Regions from separate parts of the Mus musculus genome. Here region 2 is linked to region 1. Evidence: chromatin loops called from intact Hi-C (ENCODE). Cell type or tissue: left cerebral cortex. All regions are shown on one strand. Each heading gives the region's core, and the rest is flanking DNA. Links, peaks and the distances in the headings are about the cores only.

Region 1 (11,517 bases), core at 2,233-10,232:
GGAATCCCAGAGGAAGAAGCTGTCTGGCTCAACACAACTATTGATTCTTTTCTATCTAGCAGGTGTGCACAGAATCTACAGGGATACAAAGTACACATGAAGATTCATGTTCCCAGCTTCTGAAGGAGTTCAGCTCAGTGGAGTCTGAGAGCAAGGACTGTTCGTGAAAAGGGATCAGAATTCTTGGTTCTTTCTTTTAAAAAAGAAAAATAAATAAGTACAAGATAGACCATTGTGTGACTGGCAATATCAGAAATCGATATTGTCACTTCCCAGAAAAAAAAAAAAAAATGAGAGGAAATGGCACTGAGCTCCTTATGTAAGCACAACATCCTAGCATCAAAGTAGAGGTTGGTTTTTTTTTTTTAATTACTGTTATAGATGGCTACAGATTTAATTTTAAAAGGACCGACTTCAGAAACACCCCTCAGCAGCAGGACAGCTTCCTCACTGCTATTTAATGATAGGGTAGACTAAATTCTTCAAGAATAATATTGACTTCACAATCACTAGGTACTGTGAGCATTCACCTTAGATTATGTGAGGCACCTCTTCTAAGCAGTCTAAAAATAAAGCCTCGAAGAGTTGTACCCTGCCATACCAGCCACAGATATCAATAGTTATGGGAAGGGACTTGAGCACACACATCACCTGCCCTAGAAATCAGATACTTCCCACTTTCAACGAGAGTGTGTGACAGTGTGCCATGAGATCCATTTATCACCCTCACTAAAGCAGTGACTCTCAGGCTGTGACAACTGGAAACTGGTTAGAATTATCGATGAGTGACTCGATTTCTTTGTCTTATATGTCTTATGTTTGTGTAAGACATATAATATATATATATCATATATGTCTTATTTCCCAAAAGAAAATAAGAAGGCTCTGTGAATCGAAACATAAACATAATTTCCTATTCTCTTCTGTTGCCCATAATAAAGGTGACAGAAAATCAACAGTCATCAGCTCACCTGGTAGTTGTTGGGTTAACCCATGTGAGCAGCCAGGAGGGATTATTTCTAATCAATTAACCATACGGAAGCGGAGACAGCACCCAGCACAGACTCCTGGTAGGACAACCATGGTCCCTGCTGGGCTTTAGTTCCCCCTTCCTCTTCAGGTGCTCCCTATTAGCCTAATCCACCCCTATTAGCCTACCCACCGCTGACAGACTCAGAGAAGGCAGCAAAATGGCCAGATTTTTCTCAAGGCCACCAGGAAGCAAATATTTGCAATCTTAACCCCCCAGAGATTGCTCCCGGGGTTGCACTGCTCTGTGCATTTTCTTCCCTTTAGTTTGTCTTACTTGCATCAGAGATGAATGTCAGTAAGAAGCTAGACAAGGATGGGAAGACTCTACCTTTCCAAGGAACTGTGGCACCAACTGACAGCTCTGGGATGAAGGTCTTCTGATCAGAGAAAGACTACACACAAAAAGTAGACAGGACTCATCCCTGTGACTTAAAGTGACCCAGACTCACTTGAGTGTAACATAGAAACCTCACCAAAACAATGGTAATATTAACAGAAAATTCTTCCCAGAGGACTCTGATTTGATCTCATACATCATTCTCTCCATAGCAACCCGCGCACACAAGTTAGAACCCTCTTTCATATACATAGTTTGTTTTGTTTGGACTTTGCTTTCACCATGGAATTCTGGGCGCTTGGGGAGTGGGAAAGGCAAACAGCATTGCTATTCTGAGACATTATGCTAAGCAGGGTTTTGTGAGCTCAGTCTTAACCTGATGTGGAAAGAAAACTGGCCCATGTGGTAATTAACTTGCCAAGGTCCCACAGCAAACACATGGTGGAGCCACATTTCCCACCCAGCTCCGCCCCATCCCGACGCTGCCTTCTCCGCCGTGAGTGTATCAGCTTCACTTTATGTGTGACACGTGGGATAACAGCATCTGCATCAAGCCCGGGTTAGTGAGAACTGCAGAATCTCAAGTGCCATAGCAGCTGGCTGAGAGGGAGACAGCATTCAAGCAAGATCCCCTGGCACATCCAGTATGTGGCTGAGCACTGCTACGACACACCAGGAAAGGGAGGAAAATGTTCCTTCTACCCACAGGGCAACTGCCTCAGCCCCAGTAGGGTTATACATATTTAGCGTCAGGATTCGGCCCAGACACACTGATGCTCACACAATAACAATCAGCACATGGAGGTCTGAATACAGTTAGGTTTACCACAAAGAGGGCAATCTTGAGAGAATTCCAGGAAGCAGTAAATGACACTAAATGTCTACCACAGTCAAATCCAACAGGAGAAGCTTAGCACAAGCTGCCAGGTCATCAGACCTTCTGCTGGCTCGGGATCAGGAAGCCCAATTACAGAATTTATTTCAGAAGGGGAATCTAATAAAAACATTGGCATCTGAAGACCACAAGGCCCTGGCCACCCAGGGGTGAAGGGGCAAAATCCTTTCAATTCAGGAGGGAGGGAAAGGGGGTGTAATAAAAAATGACAGAGAACCTTAGAGCCCACAGACAAGGAGAAATGAATAAACCAGATGTGGTTTTAGTAGCAGAAGCTGACCTGAGACTATTAGTGACTGTTTAGGCGACTTTGAAAATTCTCAGCCCACCATACACTTTTAATTTTTATTGCACTGTAGCTCATATACTATTTTTTTAAAATTACCCATTTAAAGTATGCAATGCAATATTTTTCAAGAGTTATGTAACCACCATTTAATTCCAAAACATTACATCACCCCCAAAGGAAACCCCAAGTCACTTGCTGGTTCTCGGTCTCATTTCCAACACCCTGGCTTTTCTGGGTGTTTCATTAAGGAATCATGCAACATGTGACTTTTGTGCCCTGCTTTTCTTCACACAGTAGGCTCAAGGCTCATCCATATTGTAGCATGCAACTCCCCTTTCTGGCTAAAACTGTTTCGCATCATGTGGATCCACTATGTCTCATATATCCATGAGTTGATGGAGGAGGGCTCCTTTCCATCTTTCAGCTCTATGACTAACGCTGCTATGAATATTCACTCTCAAGTGTTTATTCCAACATGCTTGCACTTCCTTTGGGAATCCCTTGGGGAGGGACTCTTCTCTATGCGACCAGTATTTAATATGTGAGGGACCATCTAGCTGTTTTCCAGACTGCCTGCTATTAACCTTCTACCGATACTCCACAAACAGGACCAATTTCTCCACACATGTCTCTTCCATCACAGCCCTCCCCCCACCCCCCATGGATGGGAAGCATCTCCGTATGGTTTGAATTTACATTTCCTTGCTGACTAATGGCACTGAGCAAATTTTCACATTCTTTTTCAAAGAAATAGCTATGCAAATCCTCTTTCTACTTTTAAATTGGGTTATTAGCCTCTTTATTGTCATCTTATTGCAAGAGTTCTTCTTCCTGGCTATTTTTGAAACTCTACTGAGGAACCTTCTTCCTGGAAAGTCCTTCTCATTACCCAGCATTCTTCGATGGAGCTCTTACGGGAGCTTCGCTGTGCAAGGATGACTTTGGTCTACTCTCAGCTATCCCTCACTGAAACAGTCCTCCCCTTGGAAATCCCTCTGAGTGCTGTACCTCCTCCTACCCACAAATATCTTTCCTGCCATTGTCAGAACCTACTTGTAATCTTAAGACTTGAGAAAGCGTGCCACTGGTTTTTGAACCACCACCATAGAATCTCTTCGGCTCACTCTGTTCAAGGCACCCCTTTTGTCTTGTGTGCCTCGAAAATCATCTACAAAGAAACAAGTGCTAGTGCCCACAGTCCTTCGGTATCATACCATCAACATGAAATGTTCTGCGTCTGCAGGAGAGTAGGGCTCCATTATTCACAAGAACGTATCTCAGTCCCTCCGTGGAGACTTTCCTAGCCACAGCTTAAAGTTCTTCCTTTGCAAACCAACCAGTCATCCCTTACAGAGTTCATTATTCAATCAATACCCAGAAGATGCCCCTAACAAACCATTTCATCCAAAATAGTATTAGAGATCATATTAGAATGGTTGGCACATCCTAATTTAGTAATTCATCCCCAAAGATACACAAACCTCAACAATGGTGTGTTCTGGGAAATTCTGACTTGGATAATTATGAATGAGTACTTGTCGACAGTATTCAGTGGAATACATCTCGGTTCCTTTGATAAGGTGGTGCACATGTTTAGAGTCTCTGTGTGAGAGGAAAGTAACGGGTGCTGCTCCCCAAACTGACTTGTCCTTTAGAAGAGCAAACCTATTGGCATCCACCCCAACAGCATTTTCCCAACACATTCAGAAATTCTGAGCCAATCCAACTGCTACTCAATTCTATCAGCTAGCGAGCAATGAGAAGAAACCAGATTGTATGGGGTAACAAGGTACGTTTGCTTTGTTTTCTAATGCCATCCACTAGCAGCAGGCAACAATAAATAAATAAATAAATAAATAAATAAATAAATAAATAAATAAGAAAAGAAAAAAAGAAAAGGAAAAAAGTACGCACGGGCTCATAATACTTTTAAGCTGCCTGGTTTTCTCAAACTGGAAAATGTTGAAATGAAAAACAAACAAATGTATTTTTTAAATTGAGCTACTGCGGTGTAACCCGGAGTTTTTGTTTAAGAGCACTCTCAGGAAGGCTGAGAATGGCACTTCTGGACTTTGACTCTCTGTAACTCAACACCAACAGTGCCAACCACAGAGACATGAAATACGATAATGATTGTCTTACAATAGACTCCGTAAAGGAGCAAAGACACCAGGGAGTTGCCGCTGAGAAAAGTCAACAACAGTGACAAGAAAACCTCACACATGAAAGGGGCGGGGGGCCACGACACAGCAGCAGAAAGTAAGGGAAACACCCACAGTGTACACACCAGGTTATGGGGAGGAGCTTTAAGGCAGCCGAGTTCCTGCTTGTGCTAAGTGGGAGGAACCATCCAAAGGAGCTACTGGATCTGAAGAATGACAACCGTCCCTTCCCCGAGCGTTGATTGCAGTCAGGAAGGCAGGCTTGGGCCACATTAAGTGGTATACTTGAGTTTTGAATAGGCTTCTGATTTACTGCTAAGTTTCCCCCACTGTTAATCACTTTAATGCTTAAACAAAGCACAAATGGAAGGCTAAGATAAAGCCCATGGGTGAGCCAGGATGCCATTTGGCATAGCAACATAAGAAGTAGTGAAAGTGCTGACTGACCTCATATATCCAGATTTGGGGTGCTCATTATATAAACATTATAAACTCCCACGTCTCAGGCAGACTCCTAGTGCTTCTCTCATGCAAAGTAGTTAAAACGCAAGACCACCATCCAGCTCATAGCAAGTTATAGTAAGATCTCTTTGCACAGGTCCCTCAGTGGTGTGGGCAGCAAGGGAAAGAGTAGTTGAATCTAAACAATGCTAAAAAGCTAATTCATCCTGGCACCCTGCTGGTAGTGCATATAGCTGCACCCTGGAAGCTATAGGTCACTGTCAAGGCTACCACCTTCCAGAATGCATGAATGGCTTTGGCTAAGTCTCATCACCATGGGTCAACTGGCATGGGATGCACTTCACACTTCCAAAAGGCCAGAGCAACCTGTCTATTCAAAGAAAACATTTCTTTAAAAATCCTTCTTAAATGTGCTTTCAAGATGTGCTGTCCCATAACCACACATTTTCAGCCGTCAAGTCTGGGTGCAAACTTTCCACAAATATCCAAGAGCCTCAAAAAAGGAGCTAGAATACTTGTTGAACTTTGTATGGTTTCTTTTAGTTGTATTGGCATGTGTTATGTTGCTGCGATAAACATCATGACCAAAGGCAACTTGGAAAAGAAAGGATTTCTTTGGCTTACATGTTCCAATCACAGTGCATCACTGAGAGAAATCTAGGCAGGAACTCAAACAGGATACATGGAGGGACACTGCTTACTGGCTTGCTCACCAGGGCTTGCTTAACTTGCTTAAAGAAGCCAGGACCACCTACTCAGGGTGCCACCACCCACAGAGGGCTGAGCCCTCCCACATCAATCATAAGCAAGAGAATGTCCCACAGACTTGCCTATAGGACAACAGAAGTAACTCCTTAGTTAAGGGTCCTTCTTCTCAGGTTGGCAACCAGCCCACACACGTCTAAGGATCACCAAATCTCTACAGACTGGAGAAGAAGTACTACACAGTAAGAAAGAGCAATCTTATCTTTTTGTAAAATTACTCATTAGAAAAGCAACTAGAATCATTAAAATGAGGCAATAGAAGCTGACACATGTCTTGAAGTTCAAAGTGCTTAAAGCAACTTCCAAAAGCTCCTGGAAGAAACCCTGTCTCCACTACAGAGAACTAATTTGGAGCAGCCCCCTCTCTTTCTCCCCCTATAGAAATTAGTGATTCTATGTAGGCATGGCTGGGGAGCAGCCTTAGTGTCATCGGAAGCTAGTTAGCAATACAAACTGCCATACCTCTGCTCTAAACCTAGAGAGTCAAGAGACTGGAAGTGAAAGCCAGCAATTCATGAGTTATCAAGAACTAACACTCATATTTGGGAATCTCTGCTCTAGCTAGGCTCAGGGTATACTTCTGGGGAAGCTCGGGAGCCTCATTAAATCCTTGTTAACTGGGTGGCATGCAATCTCTCCTGTCCTTGCCACTTAAGTTGGTTTTTAATCTCACAGACTGATTTCAGCAAGGAGACTTGAGTCCTTAATTCAAGGTCACTATGAAAAGCCAAGTCAGAGCTCCATCCCAGGACTTGCTGATTTCTTCATCATCCTAGGATCACAAAAGAAGCCCTGCTGACACAGACAGTTCTGCGGGGGCCAGGACTGTGAATGGTGCTAGGGCAGGTCCCATGGTCTCCTCCATTATACCACACTGCCTCCCTCAGACAGGAAAGTGGGATTTCCCACCCATAAAAATCAAGAGAAGCCGTGCAGGTGTGTGTCAATGGCTTCTTCCACAGACCTCAGCAACTAAACCTTGTAGTGAAGACTGCACAGTCCGGGGAGACTTGATTGTTATAATCAAGAATAAGCAGAGTTTTTAAAGCTGGGCACAGTGCACAGAAACAAAACCTAAGGCCTAGATACCATCTTTGTGTTTTCTTAGCAATCTTCATCTCCCTTTACGTCATTCACTCAGGTCTCACAACAGAAAGAGATAGGGTCACCGTTATCTCCCACTTTGTCAGAAACAAAACAAACAACACAAACAAGAGCTGAAGTTCAAAGTGGTAAATAACTTGTCCATCAGGGAAAACTTGCCCTCAGGTCTGTGTGACTCGAGAACCTGTGTTGTGTAGCCACACCATGGGACCCCCACATCTGAAAACCTTCCCCAAGATGTTACAATCCCCAAGAGAAAAACGTACACCAAAATGGTTAACTCCCAAAACCCTGCCACTTTGTCAGAGTGAGTTCTCCTTTAAAAACTTAACACACATAACCAACAACCAAGGTGTTCAGCCAAGAGATGAAAGAAAAGGAGAAGGGGGGATTTAAAAGAGTGAGGTGCCTGCATAATTATTCTGTATTTCTTCCCAATGCAGCCTCCTCATCAAGGCAAACAGCTATTCACAGCCTGGGCTGAACTCCTCCACACACCTCAACCCTTTTCCCCTCCACCACACCCTGTTAGGACAGCACTGCTCTGACTGATGTGCAGGCACAATTCTAAAACTCAAAACAACAAGCGGGGGGGGGGGGGTGGACCCAGAAGGACCGTGGCCATCCTGAACATCCGTGCAATATGCATACTGCCGTTTTCAGGGCCTCGGAGTCTCCCAGAAGACCTTAGGAGACTATGAAATGAAGAAGGCATTCCTCGGTCCCTGCTCCTTCCCACAAAGTCCGGGTTGAAGAATGATAGAAACAGGAGATGGTTGTTAACGAAGTCCAAAGCAAACAAGCTCGCATGCACTCCTCCTAAAGAACGGTGTGCCATTCTAAACTCTCTAACTGACCTTTGGGTCCTGGGGTCTGTGATAATGTAAACCTGGGGAAAGTCAGAAAGAAAAAACAAGCCATCCATCTACTCCAGCTTCTCTGACCCGCCATATGGGTGAGCCGGATTCTGGCGCGCTCTGAAAGAGAATTCGGAGCCCCGAGGGAGGCCTTGGCTGAGCCCCTGACCACTTCTTAGGTTGGGGGAAGGGGCAAAAGCTAAGGGGCCCGGAAGCTAACCCCGTAAGAAGTACCAGCCTCAGTTTTGGCATCGATGATCTTCCTGGAAGATGCCAGCATTCATAGATGGGGTGATTTCGCTAATTTCAGCGGAGAGAGCTCTGGCTAGGGGCGCTGCGACCCACTGAGTTCTCCAGGAGGCAGCCCAGGGGGATCGTTCTGCCGAGCAGGCAGTGCGGACCTAAGGGCTCCACCACCAACTTTCTCACGGGAATCTGACCTGCTAGGTTCTGGCCAATGTAGCTCCCACTCCTGGTCCGGGGTTGGAGGGAGAATCAGCTACCCCGACCCCGTTCCGCGCGCACAAAGCAGCTGAGCCCTGTGTCCAGCCCCTTCTCCTGCCGCCCTCCAACTTGCCCGCGCGGCTCTCCGCGCGCCTACCCTCTCCGCCTGCCCCGCGCCGCGCATCCCAGCCCGCAGCCGCGATAGCTGCAACTGTACGCCGGGTAGCCTGGCCTCCCCACGCCAGGAACCTACCGTGCAGCCTGGCTCGTGCTCGGGCGGTGCCTAGTGCGCGGCACGCGTCCCAACCGAAGACAGGGCTCCCCCGCGGCTGCCCCGCGCGGAGATCGGGGCTGCAGACTAAGCTGGGCCGGCTCGGCTTCTGGCTGATCGCGGCTCGCCGCTCCCGCGCGGGCTCCTGCCGCTGTGCGCGAGGAGGGAGGGGTCGGGGAAACTCCTGGCAACTCCAACTCCGGGCGCCAGAGCTCCAGCTGCAGCCTCGCGCCGGCCCGCTGCCGCCGAGTGCGAGCTAGCAAAACCAACCTGCCCCCGCCGCTGCCTGTGAGCATGCCCAGTGCTGCTGTGGGCGAGCCACAACGACCTGGCCTGGGGCAAAGATCGGTAGCCCAGGGCTCCGGGGCCCCGCCACAGGCCCAGAGCCCGGGGGACAAGTGGGGGCGAGCCCTTGGGGCGCGGGTTAGCAAGTGCAAAGCGGTGAGAGTCCCATGGGTTGTGGGAAGTTTGTGGGCTGGAAAGATGGGCTGCTTCTGGGAGCCTTTGCAAGCAAGTATTTAAAAAACAACATGCTACAGGAATGTGGGCCCAGCAGGTGGGGTTTTATTCAGTCGCAAGCTTACTTGGGGTGACAAAATCCAAGAGCTAATGGGGCCTGGCAAGCCCAGTAAATGAGTGAAGCGGGAAGGAGGAAGCCAGCTTGAGGGAGCTCCGCAGGCAGAGCAACTGCTGTGCTCTAAGCGCCCAAGGCTATCGTGAAGGAAATCAGACCTGGTTTTGCTGGATTTTATTTTATAAATAAATAAGTGGTTAACATATAGGGTTTTGTTCGTTCAGAATATTCCGGTAATTGAGTCTTGCCAGAGGAAAAACAAAAGAAGAAAGAAAAAAAGAAACTAGAGTTTAGACCAAAAACCCATTGCTGGGTCCAGTGGCTGCTCAGCCAATCTGAACCAAGGAGTTTTGTGGAGAGGAGAGGTGCTGAGCGCCTGCCCACGGTGGCTTAGCAAGGCGCTGGCAAGGATCCAGGATGATTCAGACTGCCTTCAAAGTGCAAGGGGAAATAGGTTTTCCTGACAGAAGCGAGCTAGTGATAAACGCTGGATCATTCGGAGTTAACTAATGCGGAAAGTGGCTTTGAGAACAAACTTTGAGGACGCTTCCGAAGTCTAAGCACCTGGGCTCACTGCAAGGTAAACTAGACTCAGCCTAGCTGCTCAAGAGTCCCTGAAAGGCATATTACATTCTGAAACAAAAGGAAGCCCCCCCCCCCCGCCCCCGTAGTACCGGCCCTGCCTTTATTTAAAATTTTGATATTTTTATCCTTAATTTTTGTATTGATTTCTTTCCGTTTCATACTGCATTAAAACTTTAATTTGATCACCGAGTTCTTTGGCCAACCTTTCCACTTTGTGTCCCACCTCATTCTGGCCTGATCCTCCCTGGCGGAAGAGAAAGCTGCAAGATTTGGTACATGAAGAGAGCAAGGTGGGACCCCGAGCTCCTGATTGCTAGTCTGTGATGCCTGCTTTTTATTTGGTAGAATGTGTTGGAACCAGCTGAGACGCGGGAGAGGAAAAAAAGAAAATCAGTATCATCCAAAGATACCTCTTCAGGGAAGACATGTTGAGCAGTAGTTAGGAAAGTAGTTCGGAGGAGAAGAAAGGGTTGCTCGTGATATGATCGCTGTTTTATGAAAATCCGAAGCATTTCACTGATAAGGCTGTCTGCGTTCTGCTTATCTCTGGAAAGACGTGTGGTTGGGTTATCTTTTTTACCGAAAAATAATAATCGGGTTTTCTGTCACTCTCAGCCATTCCTCCATCAGTTAAGGAGAGCAAATGGCTTCTCTCCACAGCTGTATTTTCCTCAGCTTTGAATTAGAAGACAGTTCTCATTATTTATGAGAGGTTTAGAAGTGGTGTGTGGTTGTGGGTTTTTTTAATAGTGAGAGTTTAGGCAATAAGAACGCACTATCCTTGATCATCACCTATCAAATTAGACTTGACATACATTACAAAGGTTATCCAAGGTAGCAAACTTCATCCATTAGAGCAGCTTTTTTAATTTTGGGATATTGCTAATAAAACATTGGAATAAATTTTTGACTATTTCAACAAATCAGTTAATAAGATCCTCTGGTATTAGTTTCTATTGTCACCTTCACTCTTCTTCCTCACCACCTTAATGTTTATCTTTCCCCTATCCCCCCTCAGTACTGAAGGTCTAGACAAGATGGCTGCCCTCTGTACAAAGTGCCCTTTAACGAACAGTTTGCTAGTGTCTGCTTCAGAACAAACTACCCTTTATCTATTGGAAGTATTTTAAGCCCGCAGAACTCTCAAGGAGGGAAAAAAAATGCTTGAGTGTTTACACAGAAGGTTTCCAGAAGTTTTGATGAGGAGGAAGTACCTAGAGCAGGGCCTATCACATAACAGGTAGTTACAAATATTTGCAAAATAAATAAAAATTTCAATCATCAAAATCTCCCAGGCCTGTATTGTACCTCCCCTAGTTCCTAAGAATTGTTGTTTTAAAAAAAAAATAATGATGATGATGTCATCAAGAACAGGAAATAAACATTTATATAGGGAGGGGCTTACAAGAAAAATATTTTGCTAGTGTTTCATATTGTGTATGTGTGTGTTCCTGCACATTAGGGATTCGACGACCTCTTGCCTTTTGTCTCTCTGTTTCGATATTAAAATAATCACATTTAAAGTTTATATGAGTAAACAACAAATAGTGATTTTTTTTTTAAAGAACATAGTGCAAAAGAGCTTCTTACAGAGTGAAGCCTGTTCCCACCCCGTAAAAAGCTAGCATTGTCTGTTTCTTGCATATAGTTACAGAAATGGTCTGTCTTTGAAGTTTAATCTTGTAATGATAGAAACGAAAAAGACACAGTATTTCATCCAGCTGCCAAGTTAAGTACTTT
Region 2 (11,517 bases), core at 2,113-10,112, 77 kb before region 1:
AAATGAAACAACTTTGGCCACAGATTCAATTACAAGGGACTACAAAGGATGTCTCCAGGCATATTTCAATGTGTTACTCTTTGTTTTGTCGTTATAGCATGAAATGGCCAAATCTGAGAGGTAAAGATCAAGAATTTTTGCTGTTCAACTGATGACAATGGTCATTCTCTCTTAGTCTAAGTTATCAACAAATGTTTACTGAAGTCTTATGTGCAATTCATGAGTACTAAGCATCTCCACATATTGACACACAAATTCTAGACCATTGTTTTACAACAGAAAAGAAAAACAAATCCTCTCTCTCTCTCTTTCCTTTTTCTCTTCCTTCTCTCCATGAGCCATGTATATAGTTGTGACTGGCCTGGTTTTCCTGTGTAACCAAGGGTGGCCTTGAACCATAGAGCAATATCACTGCCATAGCAACGTGAAGGCTGGAATTAAAGGTGTGTATCACCATGTTGGACTTAACACTCACTTTTCTAACAGATATACAATAACAGCTGTAAAGAAACAGGTAACATTGACACAATGTATTTAATGTAGCATGCAGCAAACAGAAAGGATATTACATTTTTCTACATCTTTAATTTTACACTAAATCTTCACAGTCGGATAGGTCTCGACTTACACCATTTACCTGGGGTTATTTTTTAATTGCAAATGATCAAGAAGCACCCACAGATAGCTTTGTGGCTGCAGGAACAGATGGGCCAGTTCCAAACCATTGGAGCAAACAGAACCTCCCCAGAGTTACTAGAAAAAAAGGACCAAAGACCAGAAACGTCTGGAGCTTCTGAGGGGAGACCTTCAGGAACCAGAGGCTGAGAGTGTTACTGAGGAACATCTTATCCTTGCCTCTTCAACAGCACCTTCATTTGGGTGACCACGTGAAAAACAGGCAGATCATTTGCTTCATCCTCATCTCACTCCTTTGTAGGGTAAACCTGTGACCACTGAGTTGTGGCCACTGAAGACACCCTGTCATCTGAGAGGGTCCAGTGAAGGCAGGTCTGGAGAATCAGGTGACGTAGACAGAGGTGCAGAGCAGAGGAGCCAAGACAACCACTGGAGTCCGAGGCGGAACCATAAGCTTGTGAGTTATATAAGCTGCCATTTGTGGATAAGGTTAGCAGGACAGAGTCCTAACTGGTCAGTGAGTCACTCTAAATGTTCCCTGGGTGTTGAAACCTTAAAATTTGCATATCTTTCAGCAGTCTTACGGTCTTTATGTCAGTTAGTAACTTAATTCTGAATTTTTCATTTCAAAGGTAAACTGGATGAAAGCTGCCAGATTTTGTTCTGAACAAGAGGGCATTTGAAAATGTAATTGCTACCTATAATGAAAACTGGCCTTTTTACAGCACAAAAAAAATAATAATAATAATAAAGAAAGAAAGAATATTCCATAAAATGCACGGCCCTATTTTGGGGTTATAACTCACAGAAAGAACTAAAACATGGTTTCGATCATTAGAATAGCCTTCCGACAATTCATTAAAAACCTCCAACAGTACAAGCTCTAGTTTTGACTCTAAAGCATCAGAGAACTCAACTGAATACACATTCTCTTATTTAAAAAGGCTAATTTGGTGGCAGCTAATTAGCTGCATCCTAATGCTGTAACTGGAATTCATCTTTGGCTTTTTGGCATTAAGAATCTTGAACATGTAAATGACTTGCTTTCCCTCCAAACAGATTTGAAACAGAAATCACAGTTTTGGCGTTTGTTCTGGTTTAGTTTTCAGTCAGGTCTTGGTGAATTTGCTCTTTGTTTTCTGCCCTTAACATTTCTCCACCATTTCTTTAGCAGTCAGATGCAGCTTGTTGCCTGGGAGCAACAGCAGCCTGCTTACCATACACAAAGATGAGGAACTCTGCTGAACTCTGAGGTGAGGTGGCATGCTACCCCTCCACCAAAGGAGCAAACTAGAAGTCCCAGCTGGGGCAGGGCAGGCTCAGATTACTGGCAGAAACAGAACCACAGACATCAGTTTTTCTGGATTTCAAAGCTCCAGGGATAAAGTTCTAATTAAAGTTATTTTTAACCGCATCAGGGTCGCTCAGTCCTCACCCATCAGCTGAATGTGCACACAGGCAGCACTTTGTTGGGTGCACATGACAAATCGTAGGAGGGCTTTCTCGGACGCCCCTGTGTTGCATTCCATTCCATTGAAAATGTCAACGTTTCGAACAGAGCGCAGTGCACTCTGCCTTCGTCACACTGAGTTCAAAGATTAAAAGCTTAAACTTGAGGGGCTTTTCAGTACTCCAAGTCTACCTAGTTAAGTAGTTAAGAGTTTTAAGCCAAGGTCCCCCATGCCACCTTTTCCATTGCTACTCTAGACCATGAACACTCACACAGAAGAGACACATGGCTACCATGTTCTTACCCTAGTCCTTCCTGTCTGTGCATCTTACTTTTATAAATATCTTTCTTTCTTATTTTGCTACTCTTTCCAGTCTTAAATCTCACGATCTTCACATATCTCAATCACCTTCCCCTTGAGTTGCTTTTTGGTTCCTTGCTTAATACTTCAGCATCTTCTCCATACACTGCTTTATGGCAGGTGTGCCCAGATGTCACCTGAGCTACTTTACAGGCCTGTTATGTCTCTACTACTATTAAACGATACGACTGGAAACAGGATGCTTCCTGGGCTTGTTTCCTATTAGCAATGTGGGGACAAAGGACTATATAAGGTCTTTAATTCAGTGAACAACTTTGTACGTGACTGAGGCAGAACAGAAAGACAGAGAAGATATAGAAACATGAGAAACAAGGGAGTCCCTCACCCAGGAACCTAGTTGAAGATTCTCTGCCAGCAGCAAAGCATGATTTCCAGCACAACTAGTAATCACTTAAGGACTTTTCCCTTTCCAGATGTAAACCCTTAGTTTAAAAGATAGATAGAAAGGACATGTACGAAGTCCCTTGTGCAACTCTTCTAGATTCCATTTTCTCTAATGAGATCCTAATTCCATCCATAGCATCCCTATAACCATCCGTCTTATCAAAGAGAAATGAAAATGGAGGAAGGAAGGTTTCTTATCAATCCTTTAAAAACTTAACTTGAGAGCTACAAAAATGACATGTGTGGCTAGTGCTATGTTACTTAATTGTGACAGTCTTGCAGAAAGTACACTTGGGTATTTCTTTCCGGCTGTCCATTTCATCCAACCCTAGAGATAAAGTCTACATTAAATTGTATTTAATAAAAAGCACCAAGTCTGCTCCAAACTGGCCAGGCTTGAAATCCATTTCCACATCAAAGCCACAAATCCCTTTTTAGCCTATACTGAGGTCAGGGCAAACTGCTAAGGCTGCTGAAGGTGACCCTGTGTAGTTATGTCTCTGCACCGCTCACCAGTGACTGACATGGTATCTTAAAAGATATGCCTTCAAGGACTCATAATTTATTATTAAAAATAGCCCTCCAACTCTCTCTTATATAGGAATAAACCAGGCGATTTTGATTTCAAGAGCATCTGCACTTATTTCCTATAAATGGTGGTTTGGCCCAGTGGTCACGAGTACTTTCTCGCTGCACTTTCAGAGGATGAGAGTTCAGTTCCCTGAACCCACAGAGGGCAGCTCACTATGGCTTGTAAATCCAGCTGTATGGGATTGATTTTCTGTTCTGCCCTCTGTAGACACTATATCCATGAGCACAAACCCATACACAGATGCATTTAATATCATCAATATGCATAAATTAATGAAATCGTTTTTAAAAAGAAATTTCTTACATTACAAGATAAGAGCAAAAATAATAGCAACCATTGACATTGAGCATTGCCTATGCTAGGCACTGTCCTAAGGGATTGCTAACTCATGAGTCCATCACCAAAGTCACTTACTTAGAAACATAATCTAACAAGTTTTCTCTCGAATTAGTCACTAAATGGCTTTCAGACACATGCACACTGGACTTAAAGATGATCAAAATACTTTCAGTAAAGAGAGTACAACAATGGTAAGATGGGTCAAATTATCTTAAAATATTTATATCAATCTGACAGACTGAATATATGGCTTTTTAGACAGACCATGTAGCAATTATAGTGAATTAAAATTATGATGAAATTTGAAATCAAAGAAGGGTAAGTTCAAACATTCTATCGCTAAAAATTTGACCTTACCTTAAAAGAAATTATGACAAAAATTAGAAAATAACATAAAATATTACAGTTTCTGCTTTATTTTTCTGTATTCTGGACAGTTTATGCTAATTTTCATTGTACTATTATCACTTTCCTATAATTTAAAATATAAACATACTAGTACCCCCTAGCATTTATTAATTTTTCCTACTAACAAAGTAGAAAATCAGAGAGAATGTGAAAGAGGATCACTTAGAACAGAGACCCAGGAGTCTCCACATTTAAGAGTTAATGGTGCTAGAGATTTACAACAGAAACAAAAACAAAAGTAAGCAAGAGGGTAGAAGAGGAGAAGTGGCCCACATGATGCTAAGGAGGATGACGGAAGGCAGGCAGTCTGTAATCCATGGGTAACTTCTTCTATGAGCACACAGGAGTGCTGTCAGTTTACTGGCAAGAACAGTTTTACAGAGTGTTGGATACATGATAGCCGGAGGAGCACGACAAAGTATGAGGCTGTTAAATACTGAGGGACTGCCCTTTGAAAGGAGCTAGAAGACCAAAATGACATAGGCTATCATGTTGAGCAGCTAGAACGAATCACCAGAGCTTGAAAACTTAAGGGGAAAATGTAATATGAATCCCTACAAAACTGCTCAGAAGAGCTTACCCAAGAACAAAAAGGCAGAGTCCAAGGTGGACTCCTGTGAGTCAAGTTCTTAGAAACCAGTGAACTAAAGTGGCCCATGTCTTAGTAGAAATCTCCCTCGAGTGATCTAACCTTGATGAACGAAGTGGGACAAGTTTTCTGGAAAAAAAGCAAAGGAGGAATGTGCTTTTAATACAGAGCTCCACATGTATTAAGAAAGCAAGATAACTCACAGATTTCAGCCTCTGTGGTTGAATTATAAGCTGCGGCTGATGCTCTCATAGTGCTGACAGCCATGATGCAACAACTACAGAAGGGAACACAGATGGCTTTCTGTGGAAACAGGGACCAAGAAGCACAGTGTGGTGCAAGAGCAGCGAGCAGCGATGGAGAACTAAATGAGGACATGGAGGATCTTTTCAGTGGGATGCCAAGAGGCCCAGCCCACATATTCCCAGGAATGACACACACACACACAAAATCTATTACCATCAAGGGCCACTGTCAAGCACAGAAAGAGAAGCTAGGAATGGATCAAGAACATAATTCACTCATCAGATACCCTAAATAGACATTTATGCAAACAATGCATTTGTTTCCCAGAGGAATCAAGGCAAACCCTTCTCAAATGCCTTTACAGGGACAGACAGAACAAATTCAGGCAGTTACTAACCGACTGAGATAATCCACAGACGAAAATATTCCACAGTATAGAATATACATACAAAAAAGCCTTTAATCTGACCAAAAATCAATTTCCTTTAGCATTTTAAGTTAACAAAAATAGCAACCTACCTGCCAAATTTCAAATTCATTCAGTAACCTTCCTGCTTACCAAATACTTTGAAACAAAAAATGAACACCTGTGAAATTACTGTGCTCAGTATACGCCTGGGAAGAGTGTAATTCCACCAATGGGAATTCTCTATCTACCAAAACTAAAGAGGCATGTATGACTCAACCTGAGAACTTTATCCCTAATATAGACCTAAAAGAATATGTCAGTCTAAACATCAAGCACATATATGTCTGAAACATCGTAGAGCAACACCACCTACAATGCCTAACTTGGAACACCTCTAAAAGTCAATCAATAGCATGAAACATAGTGGTGCTCTTTATGATCAAATCCTCTTTAGCAATGACAGTGAGAACTACAGCTACATGCAGCAAGAAGGAATGAATCTCATGAACAACACTGAGAGCATGAAGCCAAGCCCTCGATAGTATATATTAATGCAAAAGTCATAAACATGCAAATCTAAATGACAGTATTAGAAACAACAACAACAAAATAATGGTGCCGTTTGTCAATACAACCGTATAGTCCCTAGATATCCTTGTGTATAGGGACCAGCAACCCTAGAAATACCAAGATCAAGGAATGCTCACATCACATAGATAAAACGGTATGGTGATTGCTTATAATCTACAAATCCTCCAACATACTCTACAGTATTTCTAGAAGACTAATAATCTAGTTCAATACAAATGCTATGCAAATAGTTGCAAATATGCATTATTTGGAAAATAATGACAAGGAGAAAAGTCGTATACATTTAATACAAATGTAATTTTATATTTTTGTTTGTTTTTACTTATTTTTTATATAATTGCTAAACTGAAGAGGCATAAGTTTTTTCTACATTTTAATTATCTTGCTATTATAAAGGTCATTTCTTTTTTTTTTTTTTTTTTGAGGTACTGTACTTTTACTTAGGAAACCATCTAGTTTCATTAAATTGTCATGTATTATACATAAATGCACCTGAGGCCGTCAAGTCACCAAAGTTGAATCTATTGTTGCAATGTTGCTATTTTGATTACATTTAAAAATGGTTTTAAATATATTTAAATAGAGAGTAATTGAAATATGAATAAATAAGATATTATTTTTACAAAAGTAATTCAATGGAAAGTGGATAAGAAACAGATGCAAGATAACAGGCCAGGAGGATAGCATATTAACTAGATAGCAAGTATATAGGGTTTGGTTAAACTAGTCTCTCCACTCCTGTACATTTACAATTTTCATTAAAAGATTTAAAAAACATTATCCTTAGAAAATACCATCAACACACATAAGCTTATTTCAAATTAAATGATATGGAAAAGTCCTACTAAAACCACTGTATAATTTCATATTTTTCTTTTATCGGTGCTGTACATGAAACCACATTCTGAAGTGACAGAATTAGACTTCATATGTTCTGCAAGCATCATTTAATGCTTTCCAACATGAAATATTCCTCTCAATCCCATAATTAGAACCCATTGTCATTAGAACAAAGGTTCTAGGTTGAGAAAATGTTAAACTATTGGTATTCATCAAACACACACATGAGAGAGAGAATATCAAATAAGCAACTCATGTAACTAAGTACAACAGTTTTGCTTAACACTGCAAATAGATTTTTCAAATAAGCAAAGTCCACAAAGATGTGACTCAAAAGCAAGTGGGTCCAGAGGAAGACACCAAACCAGGAAGCTTATAAAATAAAAGAATCACCCAAAACATATTATATTTCTTTGCCTGTTTGTAAGCACATGCAAATGCTTATTAATACATATGTATTTCCTTAAATTTCTGCTAAAGAGCTGTTGGTTAGCTTGAGTGTTCAGATATCTTCGATATTTTTCATAAATGATTCCATGTCTAAAGAAAGGCATTAATATGTCTTAAAGGGGGAACAATCTTTAATTTATGATAATTTGTGGTAGCAATGAACTAGTTAAAACTATGTGCTGCAGGGCCCCCAATGGAGGAGCTAGAGAAAGTACCCAAGGAGCTGAAGGGATCTGCAGCCCTATAGATGGAACAACAACATGAACTAACCAGTACCCCCATAGCTCGTGTCTCTAGCAGCATATGTAGCAGAAAAGAGCCTAGTCGGCCATCATTGGAAAGAGAGGCCCCTTGGTGTTGCAAACTTTATATGCCTAAGTACAGGGGAACACCAGGGCCAAGAAATGAGAGTGGGTGGGTAGGGGAGCAGGGAGGGGAAGAGTATAGGGGACTTTCGGGGTAGCATTTGAAAAGTAAATGAAGAAAATATCTACTTAAAAATTGTTTAAAAAAACAAACAAACTATGTGCCTATTTTCCAACAGATTTGGAGGCTAGAAGTCGAAAATAGAAGGATCAGCAAGCCAGGCTTTCTCTGCCTTTAGGGGTGAACCAGTCCTTTGCCCTTTCCAGCTGCTGACAGGTGACTAAGTTCCACGACCTGTGGAGCAGTACATTGACCTCCATCTACACCTCCATCTCCTCTCTGCAGGGAAGTCCATGACTTGTAGAGGCAGTACACTGAACTCCATCTATACTACTGTCTCCTCTGTGTAGGTGACTCATTTGATACCATATTTCCCTTATGAAGACTCATTTGATGGATTTCATGGCCCACTGGGGTGGTAATCCAGGATAATCTCCTTACTCAAATTCAACATTATATTTGTTAAGTCAGGAAGATTTCAAATAAATAATTTAGTGATATACATTAAGTTTTTGGACAAAAAAGAACAACCCCAATTCCAAAATCACAGATAGAAAGAAATAATTATGTGCAGGGAAGAAATTATTACAACTGCAATAAAAAGCAAAGGCTCAATTCTATAAAAAGTTCATTCTTTAAAAAGATAAACGATATCAACAGCACCATATCTGCCTGTGTGGTGGCATGCTTCCCACCATGATGGTACTGATTACTTCTGAAATTATAAGCAAGCCCCAATTAAATGCTTTCTTTTATAAGAGTTACTATGGTCATGCTGTCTCTTTACAACAAGACAACACTGACCAAAGCAGAAGTTGGTACCAGGGAGTAGGATGTTGCTGTGATCGATCGGCCTGACTGTGCTGTTTGTTGACAAATGTAGACTTTGTAACTTTAGATTAGAAAAGCAGTTGAATGCTTTATGCAGTGCTTAATGGGCTATCCTAGTAGATGTGTGCAAACGGTGATGGGGGCAATTTGGAATACAGAGACCCAGCTCAATAAGTTTCAGAAAGGAAAAATACTAGTAAGTGGCTTAGGGACCATTGTTTTTGTGTGTGTTATTTTGGCAAAGAGTGTGGCTGTTTTCTGTCCTTGTTCAAAAGAATCTTCCTGATGCTAAATTGAAGAGGTTTGGATTAGTGGTATCGGCAGAGATTTTAAGACAGTCTAGTGTTGATGCTGCCATGGGGTTATTAGCGGTCACTCCTAAGCAGACCTATAACAGAAAGGAGAAAGCTGAGCAAGGAAAAATACAAACTATACAGTTATAAGAAGAAAAGGAGCACCAGGAAGCATAATAAAGTGAAGTCCAGTGTTCCATCAGATAAAAAAGTTTAAAGGAAAGTGTGATGCTAAATGGGAGGAAGTGGTGACCTCATGACAAAACCCAACCCTGCTAAGCTTCCAACTTGCGGAAAGAAATTAAAGAAAAGCTTAAGCTGTGAAGGAAAACATCAAGAACCAAATGCTGAAGCGTATGTAATTGAAGCAGAGGACCAACTTCCAGTCTCAGAAAGCTGGAGAACTAGGCAGTTTGGCCCTTGTATTTCTGACTTTAGAGTCAAAGTTCCAAGAAACGGCTTGGGAAATAATCTCTCTGAATCTAAGGAGCTGTGCTGAGACCAGGAGTGTCCCTGCATGAATGCCCAGAGAGACTTTTATGTGAAGCAGTGAAGGTAAACCCTGGATTTTGTTGATAATCTTTAAATATTGAAGACACCAGAATGGTGGGATGCCTGCCATGGAGAGCTGCTGAGAGGGTGTAGAACCAGCCCATGAGAGCGAAGTGTGTTATAGTTAACAAAGCTCAAAGGAGCTGGAGATTTAAAGAGCACCTTCACATCAGACATGGAGATGCAGAGTTTGGACTTTGCCCTGGTGATTTCAGGTCTTATTTTGAACTAGGATTTGCACACTATGCTCTCTTTCCTCCCTTTTGGAGTAGAAATTCTGTACCATTCTATATTCTATGTGTTGGATGTATGTGATCTGCTTTTTTATTTTTGTTTTTTAATTTTCCTATGGTTATGATTAAGAGACTGCCTTGAGTCTTAACAGAAACATTCAACTTTGAACTTTTGGACCTTTAAACGGTGTTGAGACGGTGCTAGACTATGGTGATGTTTTAAGTTGGACTAAGTCCATTTTGAATTTTGATATGACTACAAAGCTATGGGGCCAGGGAGTGGAATGTGATTGTTCTGAATGAGAATGGTTCCCATAAGCTCATAGAATTGAATAGTTGGTCACCAGGAAGTGGCAGTATTTGAAAAAATTAGGAGATACAGCCGTGTTGGGGTAAGCACATCACTGGGGGTGGGCTTTGAGGTTTCAAAAAGCCTATTCCAAGTCTCTCTCTTCCTGATGCCTACATTTCTAATTTCTAGATGTGAGAATCTCAGCTACTTCTCCAGTATCATGTCTGCCTGCATGCCACCATGCTTCCCACCATAATATAATGGACTAAATTTCTGAAACTGTAAGTAAGTCCCAATTAAGTGCTTTCTTTAAGCTGTCTCTTCACATCAATAGAACACTGACAAAGACATATCTCAATAGATGCAGAAAGGTTTTACAAAACCCCATCTTCAATGATAAGCTTCAAAAGTGATTAAGGACCACTGGAACTTGCCATAATACAGTAAAACCTATATATAACAAACATAATGTTAACTCTGTATTAAATGGGGGGAAAATCCAAAATATTTGCAGAAAAGTAAGGAACAAGGCAGAGGTATAAATTTCTAAAATCTTATTCTATACAATGCTTGAAATATTAGCTACAATAGTACTATAAGAGAAAGAAATAAAGAAATAGATACTTTCATTTGCAGATGATATTATTACATACACAAGAGATCATAAAGACTTTACAAAGTGCTGGAGAGATGGTTCAGCTCTTGAGAGCATTTGTTGGTCATTACTGGACTGGCATTCACTTCTTAGTGCCCATGTTAGGAGCCACATAACTCCTTTATAACTCTAGCATCAGAGGATCCAACAACCTATTCTAGACTCTGCAGACACTTGTGTGTTGATTGACACACACACATACATACATACAAAGAATAAAACAATCTTAAACAAAAAGACCATAACAGAAAACTCTTAGGATAAGCACTTTCAGAAAATTAACATACCAAAATAGTAGCTTTCATATTTATCAATAAAAAACAAGCTGAAGAAATCAACTAAACTCCCATTTACAGTTGCCTCAAAACAAAAGTCTTAGAGTCAACCTAACTATGGAAGCAACATAGCTTTACAGTGAAAACTTTAAAACATTTTAGAAAGAAATCAAAGAAGACATTACAGGATGGAAAGACCTTCCATTCTCATAGATTAGAAGAATATTGTGAAAATAGCTTTATAGAAATCTATATAGCTAAATAGAAATCTATAGTTTTAATATAATACCCATGAAATTTCACATGACATTCTTCACAGAAATGGAGGTGGAAATCTTCTTTAAAATTCACATAGAAACACAAAAAACTCAAGACATACAAAGCAATCCTGAGCAAAAATAATCCTGTAGGAGGTATCAGCATACCTGATTTCAAGTTATTCTAGAGAGCCGTAATAACAAAGCCAGCATGGTATATGGTCACTCAGGCTAAATGGTGGTAATGAGGCTTTAAATGACTGATACTATCACAGGGGCCAACATCTTAAAAAAGGACATAGACCTGACCAAGGTAAGAGGCATACAGAGCAAATAGAATGTTGCTTGATAATTTGGGGTTAGATGGAGGAGATGGTGAAGAGGAAG

The links. Hi-C counts contacts between places; a loop is a spot of excess contacts. Peaks named below come from ENCODE experiments on the same cell type or tissue, not always from the same donor. Only the 100,000 strongest peaks of a DNase experiment are listed, where the experiment ranks them.
Region 2: it touches region 1 in a loop (2.4-fold over the local background); 2 of 42 quality-filtered maps call a loop at or near these places.

Annotation. Positions count from the first base shown.
Region 1 is chr12:45,065,595-45,077,111 of GRCm38, forward strand. Stxbp6 (syntaxin binding protein 6 (amisyn)) reads right to left here and starts at 8,889. Exons shown (of 6, transcript NM_144552.3): 1 at 8,601-8,889. In left cerebral cortex, for the core only: CTCF peaks have their summits at 5,412, 6,825 and 8,343; DNase peaks (open chromatin) are centred at 2,945, 6,772, 7,793, 8,290 and 3 more places; H3K4me3 peaks cover 3,012 bases; H3K27ac peaks cover 3,014 bases.
Region 2 is chr12:44,988,489-45,000,005 of GRCm38, forward strand. The region is part of intron 2 of Stxbp6 (syntaxin binding protein 6 (amisyn)); the gene reads right to left. Among named protein-coding and RNA genes, the nearest start is that of Gm38487, 25 kb to the right of the region's middle. In left cerebral cortex, for the core only: no CTCF peak of the experiment used is centred there; a DNase peak (open chromatin) is centred at 5,128; H3K27ac peaks cover 775 bases.